Linked DNA regions of Mus musculus: region 2 is linked to region 1. Evidence: chromatin loops called from intact Hi-C (ENCODE). Cell type or tissue: heart. All regions are shown on one strand.

Evidence for each region. Peaks named below come from ENCODE experiments on the same cell type or tissue, not always from the same donor. Only the 100,000 strongest peaks of a DNase experiment are listed, where the experiment ranks them.
Region 2: it touches region 1 in a loop (4-fold over the local background); 4 of 42 quality-filtered maps call a loop at or near these places.

Annotation. Positions count from the first base shown.
Region 1 is chr4:141,074,520-141,082,519 of GRCm38, forward strand. Necap2 (NECAP endocytosis associated 2) reads right to left here and starts at 3,838. Exons shown (of 8, transcript NM_025383.4): 1 at 3,694-3,838; 2 at 441-541. The coding sequence starts at 3,785. In heart, a CTCF peak has its summit at 3,923 (motif pointing left); DNase peaks (open chromatin) are centred at 2,322 and 3,842; H3K4me3 peaks cover 2,073 bases; H3K27ac peaks cover 1,245 bases.
Region 2 is chr4:140,960,127-140,968,126 of GRCm38, forward strand. It overlaps Sdhb (succinate dehydrogenase complex, subunit B, iron sulfur (Ip)), which reads left to right and starts at 1,145. Exons shown (of 8, transcript NM_023374.4): 1 at 1,145-1,350; 2 at 6,369-6,502. The coding sequence starts at 1,279. In heart, a CTCF peak has its summit at 4,657 (motif pointing right); DNase peaks (open chromatin) are centred at 1,155, 3,005, 4,075 and 4,625; H3K4me3 peaks cover 2,756 bases; H3K27ac peaks cover 2,174 bases.

The sequences.
Region 1 (8,000 bases):
TCAAGACAGGGTTTCTCTGTGTAGCCCTGACTGTCCTGGAACTCACTTTGTAGACCAGGCTGACCTCGAACTCAGAAATCCACCTGCCTCTGCCTCCCAAGTGCTGGGATTAAAGGCATGTGCCACCACTGCCTGGCTTGAGCCAGGAGCTTTTATGCTGGGCTTCACACTCAAAGATACGCTAACAACAATGCCCTCTGTGTTGGATCAAACACACCCTTGTTTTGTTGCGTGAGAAAGGGTCTTCCCATGTTCTGGGATTATAAGCACGGCACGTCAGCACTTGGATGCACCCAGAGGCCTTCATCTTGCAGTAATGGTCCTGCCATGGCTCTGAACAGCCTGGCTTGGCCAGAGCAGTCTCTCTCATCCACGGGGGGGGGGGGGGGGGGGGGAGGCAGCTCAGACATCTTAGCCTAACTCGTGTCCTGAGCCTTTACCAGAGGTCCTGTCCTCCAGCTTGATGTAGGCCACCTTCCCTTTCGCAGTGATCCGCAGCCGGCCACTCCACGATGGCTGGTCCAGTTGCCATTCTGAGGCCCTAGGAGGACAAAAGACACTGAGCCTCCTACTCCATGCCTCCCATGCCGAGAAAGAGAATGGGGAGAGGCTGCCTGCTCAAGGGTGCAATATCGGCAAACCTCCATCCCCGCAGGCCACACAGCCTCTGCTGGTCAACTGGACTATTCTGATGCTGTGCCACATGCAGGGGCTGGTGAGAGGGCTGGGCAGGGAAAGGAACCACAGCCCAGCCACTCACCTGCTTCCCATCCCTGAAACTCCACAGGGCAGGAGAGAACCAGCTCCCACCAACTGTCCACCGAAGGCCACTCACACAACAGCACACGTGCACAGACCACAAACTTACACCAGCTCGCAGATACACACCAACAAATGTGGTTTAAACCGTTCTCTTCTGAAATGGGGTCTCAATGTGTAGCCCTGGTTGGCACGGAACTCCCTCTGTAGACCAGACTGACTTTAAACTCACAGAGATCCACCTGCCACTGCTTCCTGAGTGCTGGGATTAAAGGTGTGTGGCATCATGGGAAGAGACAAGTCCCCACATTGTCTTCTGACCGCCACATAGATGTGACAGCAGTGTGCCCACACAAACACACTACACACAGATGTGACAGCAATGTACCCAGACACAGTACACATCTATGTAACAGTAATGTGTCCACACAGATAAACACAATAAATAAGTAAATAAACTTAAAAAAAGAAAGTCCTGGCTGGGCGTGGTGGCGCATGCCTTTAATCCCAGTACTTGGGAGGCAGAGGCAGGTGGATTTCTGAGTTTGAGGCCAGCCTGGTCTACAAAGTGAGCTCCAGGACAGCCAGAGCTATACAGAGAAACCCTGTCTCGAAAAACCAAACAAACAAACAGAAAACAACAACAACAAAAAAGTCCTTATTACAGGGCTGGAAAGATGGCTTAGGAGTTAAGAACATTGGCTACTCTATCTGAGGACCTGAGTTCGATTCCCAACATCCACTTAGCAGATAACAAGGGTCTGTAACTTGAGTCCTGTGATACACGCAGACAAAACATCCATACATATACAAAAAGTAAATGTAAAAATGAAAACTGTAATAGCTATTCTTGGCAAGGCTGTCCCTCAGGAAGTCCTCAGAATCCGAAGCTCGTAACTGTTCCGTTATGAAACAGTCTTCAAAATCTCCAGTCATTTCAAGTTGTCCAAAATATTATTCTTAGCCTGTGGCCATTCAAAACTGCAGGCAGTTGGAGCGTGCTGGCATTCAAAACGCCCACACGCAGCCGCTGTTGCTGGCCCCTATTCTAAAGACCACAGACCTTCACCCAAGTGGGAATTCCTTCCCAGCTTCCTGTCCATAGAGGAAGCAGCTCCGGGCCTATTGTGTCTGTTAAGGCACTGTGATGCCAAGCTAGCGGGACCAACCGGCTGGGGGACCCTTGAGACCATGGAGGGAGTACAGAGGGACAGGATCTTTGGTAGAAAGAGTGTAAAAGTGCATGAGGGTCCGGGGGAGGAAAGAGCGGCTAGGAAGGATATTCTCGGCTGTATTCCAGGTAGGAGGGAACGAGGACCCTCGTCAATGCCTTCTTTGGCTCCTTTAGAAGGCAACAGTGTCGTCGTCAGCAGCAGCAGCAGCAGCAGAAGCAAAGAGAAACCCCTGAACAGCAAATGCCATGGGTACTTTCAGAAGGCTTTTCTGGGAAGTTCTAAGCAAAGCCACTGTCAGCTCTCTAGAACTCTAGCTGGCAGCTGTGGCAGATCCACATGAATGTACATCTTCAGCTAACAAGGCAGCAGGCTCAGTTTCTGTTCCTCTTCCTGGCGCCGCGGGCTTTAGATTCAGGCTAAGGAGAGCCCGAAAGGTTGAGTGTAGGGCGGGCAGCTTCCTCTGTATCAAACCAGCCTGGCTGGATACTTGGTGACCCCACCCTCCGGAGGATCAAGAGAAGCTAACCCTAGTCTACTGAACGAAGACCCAACAGATAGGGGTAGACTGCCAATCTCCGGTTTGATAACAAGAAAGGAAAGGGAGACAGCTGTGGAGATGATTCGGTGCAGATGAGCAAGCTTGAGGCCCCGAGTTTGGATCTCTAGCGCCTAAAAGCCAGGTCTGGCTCCAGCTACCTGTAGACCCTCCACTGTGTGGGGTGGGGCAGAGAAAGGAGTTTCACTGGGCTTGCTGAACACCTAGTCTAGATGAAAACAGCCAACCCCAGCTTCAGTTAGGGGCCACCTCAAGGGAACAACGGACATGAAAAAAGCAAGACACTGGCTGGAACTCCTGTGGCTTCTGCATGCACCCGCACCACACCCAGACACGCAAAAGCAAGCACAGGCAGCTGTAGCTTGCTGACCTCCATTCTTGTCATTTTAATATTATTTTAAAATCATCGCACCGACACAGTTAAGTGTTCTAAGATACCCATTCAGAAAATGTTATGAGCCTGTGTTACATAGCGCAAAGGGCAGATGGAGTTGGCCCTCCAACACATTTGTGGTACCCGACGACCTGTTTCCAAACAACTCAGACACCCATCGCCTTCGAGAGCCACCCAGCCTAAGTAGCAACACCCCACCACAGGGCACAGGACACACCACGTATTTTTCATCTTTTTCAGTTAGGGAAGGTGTCCAACTTTGTGTCTCCTCTCCTAGACTAGAGTCCTGGGTTCCCTTCCGGAGACACTCCGTGTGTTTACAGGCATTTGAGTTTATTTGCCTCAGGTGACGCTCACTCAAGACAAGGGCGGCGGTATCCTCCCAGCTGCAAGTATGTTGTGATCAGGGGTGAAACTGGGGTCAGGAGAGCCGGAGATAGGAACAGCGTCCCTGGGCTTCGTGGGACGGGTCCCCCAGATGGCCGGGTTCCCTCCCGTGCCCTCCCGGCGGGGATTTCCGCGGGTGGCAGGGTTTTCTGGGATCCCGTCACGACTGTCGGTTAGCGCTGTGACACGACCCGTAGACCCCGCCGAGGGAACCCACTGCGCTCTCGGGTCCCCAGGAGCTGGCTGCGACCGTTGCCGGCGTCCCGCTGACGGCTCAGGGCCAGCGACCCCTCCTAAGTCTGGCCCCGATTAAAGTAGCCACAGGGCTCCATCCTTTCCGCCCCTAAACCCGACAACCGGTCCTCGTCCCCCGCAGTGCATGCCGGGGCGGGGGACGGGAAGATTAAGCCAGGAACGGTCACCTGTAACCACGGTTGGTGGCCCGCGGCGGGATGCGGTAGACGTGGACCTCCGGCTTGACACACAGAACAGACTCGTACTCACTCTCCTCCATCTCTATCGCCCGAGCCCTCGGGACTTCCGGCTTCTCCCCGCCCCTTCAGGACCGGAAGTGATGCGACTCTATGACCAAGTTCTGTCTAGAGCGGAAGCTCCGGGGGACCCCCCGATCGCTCCCGAGTGCCCTCTGCCGGGCGCCTCAGATCAGACCGTGAAGCGATTGCTCTCTGCTGCTGTGGGACCTGAGAAGCTCGAGATGCCGCTGATCTGAGCCTAATCCCGAACCTGGTTGTAGTTCAAACTCTATACCCTAGACCAGGGTGGCTGATATGCAAGATACCCTGCAGCCCTGCCCTTCTGACGGAATGTCCTTGTCCCCGCCAATCCCAGAAGGTTCTCAGAGGCTTCTGGAGGAATCTCGCTCCACAACTTTTTATAACCTACTATGTGCGCAAGGCCCCAGTGGCTTAGCGCAACAGGAGTACAAATCAAAGTTGTGAACCAAAGTTCCTGGTTGTCTTTGCTGTGAAGAGACACTATGACCAAGGCAACACTTACAAAAAGAAATCCTTTCATTGGGGGCTTGCTTACAGTTTCAGAGGCTTAGTCCATGATTAGCATGCGGGAGAGCATGGCGGCATGCAGGCAGGCGTGATACCAGAGAAGCAGCTGAGAGCTGTACGTCATGATCCTGGTGGGGGTGGAAGGGCCACAGCACACAGGGATGGGGCGGGAGGAAGGGGAGCACGGACGACAGTGACCCGGGCCTGATACGGGCTTTTGGAAAACTCAAAGACCAAACCCCCATCACAGCTTTTCCAACGAGGACACACCTCCTAATCCTTCCACGAGGTTGATCACTTGTGAAAAGCTAGAATAAGGCAGATTGGGAGGCGAATTGATTTTGAGTTATCTTGACCCTCTAAATAGCCATTTATTGGCCACCTCTGTATGTGACCTAAGATCCTTGTGACTATTAGGTAAATCCTTTGGAAGGTACAAATGCCAGCTTTCACCAATAAAGGCTAAGAATGTCATCAGATAGCAAGTAAGGGCCATAAATGATGTTTCCCGGCTTTGCGGTGACTCACCTGCCTGAGGTCTCCACCAACGGTTTGAAAAATGCCTCGGTTTGATGTTTGTTTTGTTTTGTTGATTTTTTGGGTTTTTTGTTTTTGTTGGTTTTTTTTGAGACAGGGTTTCTCTGTGTAGCCCAGGCTGTCCTGGAACTCATTTTGTAGACCAGGCTGGCCTCAAACTCAGAAATCCACCTGCCTCTGCCTCCCGAGTGCTGGGATTAAAGGCGTGTGCCACCACGCCTGGCTCAGTTTTTTGGTTTTTCGAGACAGGATTTCTCTGTGCAGTCCTGGCTGTCCTGGAACTCACTCTGTAGACCAGGCTGGCCTCGAACTCCGAAATCTGCCCGCCTCTGCCTCCCAAATGCTGGGATTAAAGGTGTGCGACACCACGGCCGGGCTAATGCCTCGGTTTATAACTATTTTTTCATCACTGTGGTGGTCTGAATGGGAATGGCCCCCATAGGCTCATAATTTTGAATGCTTGGTCATTAGGAATTGGCACTACTTGAGAGGAACTAGGAGGTGTGGCCTTGGAGTGGGTGTGGCCTTTTGGAGGAAGTATATTATTGGGGGTGAGCTTTGAGGTTTCAAAAGTCAAAGCCAGTCCCAGTGCCTTTCTCTTCCTGCTGCCTGCAGATCCAGATGGAGAATGTTCAACTACTTCTCCAGCACCATGTCTGCCTGCGTGCTGCCATGCTTCCCGCCTTGATGATAATGGACTGAATCTCTGAAACTGTAAGCCAGCCTAATTACGTGCTCTCTCTTATAAAAGTTGCTGTGGCCATGGCGTCTGTTAACAGTAATAGATCACTGACTAAGATAGTCATTATGAAATTTTCATGAAATTGTTACCACACCTGGAACATGTATTCTGGTAACGTGAATCTGTGTTTCTGGGCCACAGTCATCCCTATGGCTCCAAAAAAAAAAAAAAAAGAGTTTCAGTTTTCCTTGAAGTGAGAGTTGTATTTTAGAGCCTACAAACTGAAGTTCAGTAAAATGAGTCATTTAAAAAGAAGTCCCCTGGGCTGGAGAGATGACTCAACGGTTAAGAGCACAGACTGCTCTTCCAGAGTTTCTGAGTTCAAATCCCAGCAACCACATGGTGGCTCACAACCATCCGTAATGAGATATGATGCCCTCTTCTGGTATCTGAAGACAGCTATAGTGTACCTATGTATAATAATAAATAAAAATCGAAAAAAAAGTTAAAAAAAAAAGAAGTCCCAGTTGGATATGGTAGAGCATGCTTGCAGTCCCAGTGTGGAGGATGTCGCAGAGGCAGGAGGATGGCTACAAGTTCGAAGCATCAGTTTTAGCAATGAGGGGACAAAGGTGAGACTCTGTACTGTCACCCTCAGCCATCCTTAGGTGTTCCCCTCATCTTTTAGGTACCTTAGCTCAACCTAAACCAGGATTTGTGGCTTCAACATTGAAAATAACTTCAGGACTGGCCAGTATAATGAAGTCAAGTTGGAAGTTGTATTAAAGACATTTTAAGATGTTGGAGCCGGGCGTGGTGGCTCACGCCTTTAATCCCAGCACTCGGGAGGCAGAGGCAGGTGGATTTCTGAGTTCGAGGCCAGCCTGGTCTACAGAGTGAGTTCCAGGACAGCCAGGGCTATACAGAGAAACCCTGTCTCGAAAAAACAAAAACAAAAAAAAAACCAAACAAACAAACAAAAAAAGATGTTGGGCAGTGATGGCGCACGCCTTTAATCCCACCACTCAGGAGGCAGGGGCAGGTGAATCTCCAAACCTAATATAGGCTTAAGGACAAGGAATAGGAAAAAAGAGAGGCACTGAGAAAAGTGAGCGCCAGGCAAGGGCATGAATGTGGGTGTAAATAAAAGCTGCAGAAAATTAAGACATACCCAATACCCAAGGGTATATGGCCCCCCAAGGGAGAGTCAAAAGTAACGGTCTTAGCATTAGCCAAATGTTTCATTCTGCTCTCTCTCAAGTTATATCTTAAAAGGTTACTTAACAATGCTTTCTCTTTTTAAAAAAATATTTTATGTGTACAGGTGTTCTCTTGCACGTGTGTCTGTGTACCTCACGTGTTCCATGGAGGCCAGAATATTGGACATCTGAACCTAGACTTATGGATGACTATGAGTAGCCATGTGGTTCTGGGAATTGAATTTGGGCTCCCAAAGCAGCAAGTCTGGGGAGTGGAGAGATGGCTCAGCAGCTTGGACATAGACAAGACACGAAGCCAGGACTCACTGTGATTCCACAAAAAGGTTTCAGAACACATGATCACATTGTGAACCCCAAAATTGTAGACTGGGGAAAAAAAAAAACACCTGTTTCTTGTGGTGGTGCGGCTCAGCCCGAGCACACACCTTTAATCCAAGAGCGCTCTGTAAACAGGGTTAAATAAAATCAATCATAGCTCAAGAGGCAGAGCAGGCATCAGCTGACAGGAAGTGAACCCAAGAAAACACAGGCAGTAGAAAGGAGAGCCTCAGACTTGAAGGTATTTAAGGTGGTGGGAGAAGAACAAGCTTTTTCCTTCTGGGTTGTAAGTCCAGTAGGAAGCTCGGCTGGGTGCTTTCTCTGCTTCTGTTATTTTTTGTTTTGTATTAAAGATTTATTTTTATTATATGTAAGTACACTGTAGCTGTCTTCAGACACACCAGAAGAAGGAATCAGGTCTTGTTACAGCTGGTTGTAAGCCACCGTGTGGTTGCTGGGATTTGAACTTAGGACCTCAGGAAGAGCAGTCAGTGCTCTTAACCTCTGAGCCATCTCTCCAGCACCCTTATTATTGTTTTTTTAAACAACAAAAAGGTGTTGTACACATCCTTTTCCTATAAATGGGGGTTTCTGGTGAGAGACCTAGAAAATTGGGTCCTTTAGAGCTGGGTGGGGGTTCAAGGCCTCAGCCATTGGTAGTTGTGCTAGAATTCTTGTTTCTCTGCTAGTGAGAGGACTCAGCTGGATTCCGAGTTCATTTCTTTTCTTCATGACCTCCTTTCTATCCTGCCTCAGCCTTGTCAACATAGGAAGTTCAAGGACAGGCAGGGGCTACAAGCAAGACCCTGTTTCAAAGAAACAAAACAGAAAAAGAACTCCCAGTGTGACCTGATCTTGTCTGTTTTTCTTTCGGTTTGGGGTAGGGTTGAGGCAGGGTCTCAAGTGTCTCAGGATAGCCTTGAACACCTGATCCTCCTGTCCCCGAGTGT
Region 2 (8,000 bases), 110 kb before region 1:
GAAACCCAAGACTATAAACAGTGCCCTCCTCTGCCAAAGGTGAGCGGAAAGAAATCAAATCCTTCCTCTGGTAACAAGGACCAGCAAAGTCACTGGGTGCCCCAAGAGACCAAGTGACTTGGGATACCAAGATCACGCCTGCCCAAGGTGGTCAAATCCCCAGTCAGAGGGTGGGGGGCTCTGAGAGAACCCATAAAAGGTGTCAGAAAGGCTGGACAGTGGTGGCGCATGCCTTTAATCCCAGCACTTGGAAGGCAAAGGCAGGCGGATTTCTGAGTTCAAGTCCAGTCTGGTCTACAAAGTGAGTTCCAGGACAGTCAGGGCTACACAGAGAAACCCTGTCTAGAAGTGCCAGAAAAAAAAAGCAGCTCAGGTGACTAAGGAAACTGACGAAATCTGAGGACACAGGTCGGTTAGTAGAAGGCTTGTTCAGCACACACAGGCATGGTGGCACACAGCTGTAATCCCAGCTCTCTGCAGTTCTTTACCTGTAGGAAGATCTGAAGTTGGGGACAGTGGACAGCCTGTGGGTCCTTGGTGGACAGCCTATAAGCTACATCACCCATCTTTCCTATTGTCATCTTCCTTGGGGTTAGAGAGGAATTAGGTGAGCAGCTCGCTCACTTACCACAGCATTCCAGAGGCTGGCACCAGCCACATACTAGGTACCCTTTCTGGCTGCTTTGGTTTTGGTTTTGTGTGTTTTGAGGCAGGGTCTCAAGTATCCCAGATGGACTCGACCTCATTAAGTAGCGGAGGGTGAGCTTGGTTCTCCTACTGTCTCCATATGCCGGGCATGCAACTTCTGTACCGACGTGACGTTCATCTTTTGATCACTTCAGTCACTTAACAAGTGTCCCAATCAGGTAGGGACTGACAGGTTCTCTAGATTTAGCACAAAGCTGACCAGACAAGAGTCACAGGTGATTGACAGACACCACTGCAAGTAGAGAAGGGTTAAAAATCACAGCCACCAGCAGAATAGGAAAGCCCCGCCCTCCTGGCCTCTGCCCCGCCCCTCCACGCTACCCTTCCCTCTCCCGCCCCTCAGACTCCAGAGGTCACCTTAGGAACATAGGAAGCCCAGTGGGCATGCGCCCTACGGGCCGCTGCTGCACACACGCACTTCCTGTACATTGGCTCGGAGAAACCGGAAGCGGCCTTCCACTCGTTGGCGCTTAGGCGGCTAGCGGTCCTCAGGGTGAGAGGCCGGCTTCCCACCGCGGTGTTCGACGGGATGCCGGAGGGGAAGGGGTGGGGCTGACGTCAGGAGCCAAAATGGCGGCGACGGTCGGGGTCTCCTTGAAGCGCGGCTTCCCGGCTGCCGTTCTCGGCAGAGTCGGCCTGCAGGTGAGCCCGGGAGCCGTGGTTCAGTGGGGAGCCGTGCCCGTCACCGAGGCTGCCTGGGTAGAGAGGCCGCGGAGAGGCGGAAGGAGCCCGGGTCCAGGCCTCGGGGGAGGACTTAACCCGGCATCCTGCTCTTGAGCATCCTTTCAGACAGCCATTCCGCGCTTCTCCATCACCGGAGAGAGAGGCGCGGCCGGGAGGAGGTTGGAAGAGAGAACAGAAAGACAGAGGTCTGGGAGGAGGACAGGGAGAGGTCAAGGTCATAGGATGAGCGACCTGTGGTCGGGACCCAGAATCAAATCCTGCTAGTTGTACTCCGCCAGGCTTGTGTGAAAGGGAGGCCTGCGGGGTGTCTGGGGTGGGACCCGGGAGGCCAGGTCGCACCTCCAGGTTAGGCTGGTCTGGATCGGTCAGGTCGGAGGGCGGTGGACTCTGCAAGGCAATGCACTTGACCCGCAGAGGAAGGGAGACATGAAAGAAAGCGACCCCGACCCCTTGAAAGATCCGTACTGTGGAAGTCTGCAGGCAAGACCCGGTTCCCTGAAGCGTGCTTATTCAGGGGTGTGTAGCGGCACTGATCTCATACCGCTGGCATGGGATGACAGGCAGAGCCTGGAGCTGCTTTTGTTAATAATTCTGTAGTAGCTCTGTCATAGGTCTCCCCACACGCCCTGTATCCTCGGGAGCTGCACAGTAGAAGCATTTAGAAAGGCGAGAAAAACTGCCTCTCCTTACTTTACAGATACCATTCAGTCCTCCTCTGGGCTTCTGGATAGTCCTTCACAGGCGGACAACAGGAACTCCCATTTTGTTTTGGGGGGTTTTGTTGGTTTTTTTTTTTTTTTTTTTTAGATTTGTGTGTGTGTGTATGAGTGTGTGCTTTCATGTATATGCACCATGTGCCCGTGGAGAAAAGAGAGCTGTATTTCCTGAACTGGAGTCACAGGTGGTTATCAGCCGCCATATGCGTGCAGGGAACTGAACTCTGCTCCTTCCAAAGTGCTAAGATGAATCTCCACCCTGTGATAATTTTAGTGTTGTTTTGGTTAGGTTTTGACTTTTCGGACAGTGTCTTTATGCAACCCTGGCTGGCCTGGAACTCAGAGATTCTCCGGCTTCAGCCTTCTGGGTGCTGGGATTAAAGGTGTGAGCCACCACCACCACCCGACTTGTGCATCCCTTTGCATGCACACCTATCACACCAGCACTCCAAAGGCTGATGCAGCAAGATCAGGAGTTTAAGGACATCCTCAGCCCCACACGGAATCCAAGGCCAACCTGGGCTACTTGGGACCCTGTCTCAACAAAAACAGACAGTGCCTTACCAGAGCCTCAGGCTGGTGTCCCAGATATTCAGTTAATGATTCTGTTTTTGTTGTTGAGAATGTTATGCATGAGTACTGTATTTAAATAATTTCCACCCCCTCTCTCCTCCCATGCCTCCCCTCCCTTTCACACTCATGACTTCTTTAATTATCATTGCTAAATATATACATACACAATCTCTTAAGTGCATTTAGTGTTCCTTATGCATGACGAGTTTAGGGCTGAGAACATGGGATGAATAATCACAACACCAGTCCGTGCCAAGGGGAATGGGAGAAATTTCACAAGGCCCCACCCCTAGTTGAAGAGCTGCAGCAATCAGTGGCTAACAAAGGGGGTGTGTCGGTTTGGGGGAGGAGCCACATGATAGGTTGTCCAGTTAATGGTTCTTGGTGACCTTGTTCTTCAGCCTCTTTCCTCGTTGCTGAGGCAGCAGTTGAGTTGTAAGAGCCCTGCTGTAAGGGGTGACTTCTCAGGCTCAGGCTGGGCTTTCTGAGTGTAGAAGAGGCTGGCTTCAAAGGTCGGACTCTGGTAGGATTTCAGGAGAGGCCTTTGCCTACTTTCCAGAGGCCTCCTGTCTGTGGGAATGCATATTTGTGCTCAAACAGCGCCATCCTCAGTTCTGGTTCTCAGTCCTGTGATGTGCACCTCTGGACTGCAGTCCTGCCTGTGGGAGTTTAGCTGCACTCGGTTAACTACCAGTAGCATCCTTATTTCTCCGTCTGGACTATGAACTCCAGGAGGGCAGACGCCTGGAATGCCCGCCTGCAGTCAGAACAATACAAATACATATATAAGCCAGTGTTGAAAAGCACAGATCGGGGCTGGAGAGATGGCTCAGAGGTTAAGAGCACTGACTGCTTTTCCGAAGGTCCTAAGTTCAAATCCCAACAACCACATGGTGGCTCACAACCATCTTTAAAGAGATCGGATGCCCTCTTCTGGTGTGTCTGAAGACAGCTACAGTGTACTTAGATATAATAATAAGTAAATCTTTAAAAAAAAAAAAAAGAAAGAAAAGCACAGATCATTTCCTGAGCTGTGCCAGCAGTTTGGCTTGCTCCTTGTGAAGTAGGTATCGGCTCCACCCTCCCCTTTGCAAAGGGGAAAGTGGGACCAGACTGGCTAAGCGATTCTCTAAAGAAAACACAGCTCAAAGGTAACAGGGCTGGATTGGAAGCAAACACACTAACACACTTCAGATACAAGCTTGCCCCTTGAGTCTGTGTGGGTTTGGCTTCATGCTGCCTTTGCCTTCCTGCCTTCGCCCACCTTCCCTCTTGGTGGCTGTGTCATCTGTCTAGCTTCAGGCCCACCCCTGAAGAAGCTAGAGGAAGTTCGTCTCCTCGCAGATTGTCTAGAGATGTTCTTCCCACATAGCACGCTCACTAGAGTCATAGATTGAGCTGCAGATGTGTTCAGTCTCCACTCCCATGGGGAACTTGGCACATAAGTTGCTGGACAAGGAGGGAGGGAAAGAAGGAAGTCTCACACTTTGGCCCATCTCCCTGTCTGCACAGTCTTTTTTTTTTTTTAAAGCAAAAGTTTATTAGGAAAAACTCCGAGAGCCAAGGAGATGACTCTGTGCATGTTGGTCAGGCCTGATGACCAGAGCCCCGCCCCCAGAGCCCACATGAAGGCAGAAGGAGGGACCCTACTGCAAAGTGTTCTTCTGCCCTCCACACGAGCGCATCCTCACCTCTGACATCATGCACACAATCGGAATAAATATGGTTTTGTTTCAAACAAAAGTTTTAATATAGATTTAGGCACACACATTAGGGGAGAGGACAAAAACTGCGAGGGGACACAGGCTTCTCATGGGGTTACTCATATTCCCCTTCCTAATACTGGGCAGCACTGAGGTTCCTGTGAGCTGCTGTTCTGCATCTAATGTCAGTGTGCACGATGCTACACAGCATCCATTAGGGAAGAATCGCAATACGGATGCATGTGGTCGTAATTACCTGGAGAGTCCAGAAGAGGGCGCAGGATGTGTCTGTATTATCCCCAGCACCTGCATAAACCAGGCATTGTAGGCCATCCCTGCTGACCCAGCATGGGGGTGCAGAGGCAGGAGGATGGGGCTTCATGGCCATCGGCTCAGGGTCATTGTCCCCGGCTGTCTGACTCACATGGCAGAGACTTGGTTTTGCTGAGATGCAGTGGAACACAGCAGAACTTGTTTGTTCCCTAATTTGATTTGTGTTCAGACATTCTTCATCTTGTTTTCTTCACCAGGTTTCCTCAGTGTGAGCTTTCACTGGGTTTGGGAGGAGTGCTTTCTTTTGAAATGCATGGTCTTAGCCTCCTCTGGCCTCAACTGCATGATCCTGCCTTCACCTCCCAAGTGTTTTTCGAGAGTCCTGTGCCAGTTTGAAAATGTTACCATGTTGGGTTTTTGGTTTGGTTTGGTTTGGTTTTGGTTTTGGTTTTGGTTTTTAGACAAGGTTTCTCTGTGTAGCCCTGGCTGTCCTGGAACTTGCTCTGTAGATCAAGCTGGCCTCAAACTCAAGAGATCCACTTGCCTCTGTCTCCCAAGTGCTGGGATTAAAAGGATGCACCACCACCCTAGCTGTCATGTTGGGATTCTTTACAAATACTTAATGCTGGGCAGTGGTGGTACATACTTTTAATCCCAGCACTTGGGAGGCAGAAGCAGGTGGATTTCTGAGTTCGAGGCCAGCCTGGTCTACAGAGTGAATTCCAGGACAGCCAGGGCTATACAGAGAAACCCTGTCTCGAAAAACCAAAAAAAAAACAAAAAAAACAAAAAACTTTATTCTGTTTGTATGATGAGGGAAGTAGCCCATGCCACTGTGTGGATAGTCAGTCCTGTCTGTCTGTCCATCTTACCTGGCTTCTGGGGATGGAACTCGAGTTTTTAGGCCACCATAGCAATCACTTGACCCTCTGAGCCATCTCACTGGCCATAGCATCCTGTTTTAAAAGCCCAAGTAGCTTTCTGACTGGTTTCTTCAGATCTCATGTAATAAGTCTCCCTTTTAAGTGTCATTATTTCACGTACATACATAATACAATGTTGTCACCACCTTGGTTTAAAGTCGTATAGGCCAGTCGTGTGGCACACACCTGTAATCTCAGCATTTAAAAGGCTGAGGGAGAAAGATTGAAAAGTTTGCGTCCAGCCTGGACTGCATGTGAGACCCTGTATCAACTGATGTTTCATTGTGCTCCATGACTCTCAGGACAAAAGGAACCCACCGCAGTGCTCTCGCCCTCACGTCAGCCTCCCCATCCTAGCAGCCTCACTCCTGCCTTTCCTCCTGCCTACTAACACTCTGCTCATCGGGCTCCAGTTAAACCCTAGGCAGGGCAGCCATGACCCCAGCTCACCTCCTCAGGATCCCTCCATGCACTTTGTCACGCAGGTCCCACCTCACTGTAGGTCACCACAGATAAGTTCTGTGGAGCGAAGGTTCTGTCTGTGTCAGAAATGAAGCTCGGTGTGGTGTCACTACAGTGCAGTGTCACTGCCCCTGGACCCATAGCTGCCATATCATGGGGGATTAACATCTGTTGGGTGTTGATGACCGTGCCTTCCAAGGAAGCTGGATACCAGCGTGTTTGTGCCCAGAAGTGCCATCATCATGCTTGATAAGTGGGGGAGTGCCTTGCAGTTTTTAATCAATCAATCTCTCTCTCCCTCCCTCCCTTTTTGTGGCTTTTTCAAGTTTCAGGCCTGTCGAGGGGCACAGACAGCTGCTGCTGCAGCTCCCAGAATCAAAAAATTTGCCATTTACCGATGGGACCCAGACAAGACTGGAGATAAACCTCGAATGCAGACGTACGAGGTGGATCTGAATAAGTAAGTGTCTGGGCCAGCCAGGCGCTGGCGAAGGAGAGCTTGGGAGGGTTTGCTGGGCTCTCAGTTAGGTCTGGTTTCTGCCATTATTTGCGGTGCTAGGGATTGTGGTGCCTGTGGGGTCATGCCTTTCAGGTCTTGAGAGATGTAAAATCCGATTCCCTTAATGATTGAGATAATCACATGTTTTCTGTCTTTAGAGTCAGTTAGATGTCTCTCAATAACTAGCTTGCGTGAGCGCGCTCGCACGTGCGCTCGCGCTCTCGCTCTCTCTCTCTCTCTCTCTCTCTCTCTCTCTCTCTCCAGTCTTTTGTAGTCCAGGCTTATCTTGAACTCACTATGTAGCTGAGGAAGACCTTGCATTTCTAATCTTCCTCTCTATGCCTCCCCAATTCTGGGGTTACTGGCATGGCTCGTGTGAGCTGCCATACCTGGTGTATGAGGTGCTGAGGTTGAGCCTGTAGCTTCGTGCACCTTGTATGAGTACTAGCTAGCTGTTTTATTAAGGAAAAAATTAAAAATATTGCCAGATAATTAGATGACAAAAATTTTGCAACTCAAACTCAGTAAGATGGGCAGTGGTGGCGTACAGTTTTAAACGCAATGCTTGGGAGACAGAGGTGGGCAGACTTCTGTGAGCTTGAGGCCAGCCTGGTCTTTGTGAGCTCCAGAACAGCCAGGGCTGCGCGGCAAAACTGTCTCAAAAAACAAGCAAACAAAACAGCAGAAGCCCACCTTGGCAATATGTGGCTAAAGTTATAAAATTTAAAAAATATATAAAGCCGTTAAAGAATTAGCTTTAATATAAATGTAAGCAGTGAATTAATCTGACAGCTGTATTTCTTTACTTTATGCTCTTCCCCATTAGCCACACAGAGAAACCAGTGTAATTCAAGCTACACCTCAATAGCTGAGCAGTTAACTGATCTACCTTGGCCTCCTATGCTAATCCGGCTCCCTCCCAGCCCCGCCCTGTGACACCTGCATAGTATTACTGACCTGGCTCTTCGGGCTCCAGGAGTGTTTTCAGGGCCTCTCTAAACCCCTTCCTTATGGCTCAAATCCTCCATTCTCCTTGAAGATCCGAATCCCCCCCACCTCCCCCCCCTCTTACTCCCTCTCCCTCCCTCCCTTCCTCCTCCTTCCCTACCCCCCATGTGAGGATTGATCCAGATATGAGGGCCGAGAACTCAGCATTTGAATAGCACAAGGGTAAACTTTATGCAGTGTAGATAAACATCTTGCCTTCCTGAGGCCTTCCTGTTCCCTCTTGGTAATGATAGAGATGGCTTTCCTCAGTGTGACCCCAGGGAGTGTGGGATGACTGTTGGCACTGGAGAGAGCCTGGCCTTGAGAACAGGGACTCGGCGAGCGGGCTGCATGGTTCTCCGTGAGGTCAGGCCCTAACCTCATAGCAGCAGAAAGATTGAAACTCTGGGAAGCAGAGCACATGACGAGCATGGGGCCTGAGCCATCTCTCCAGCCTGAGTCAGGACACACT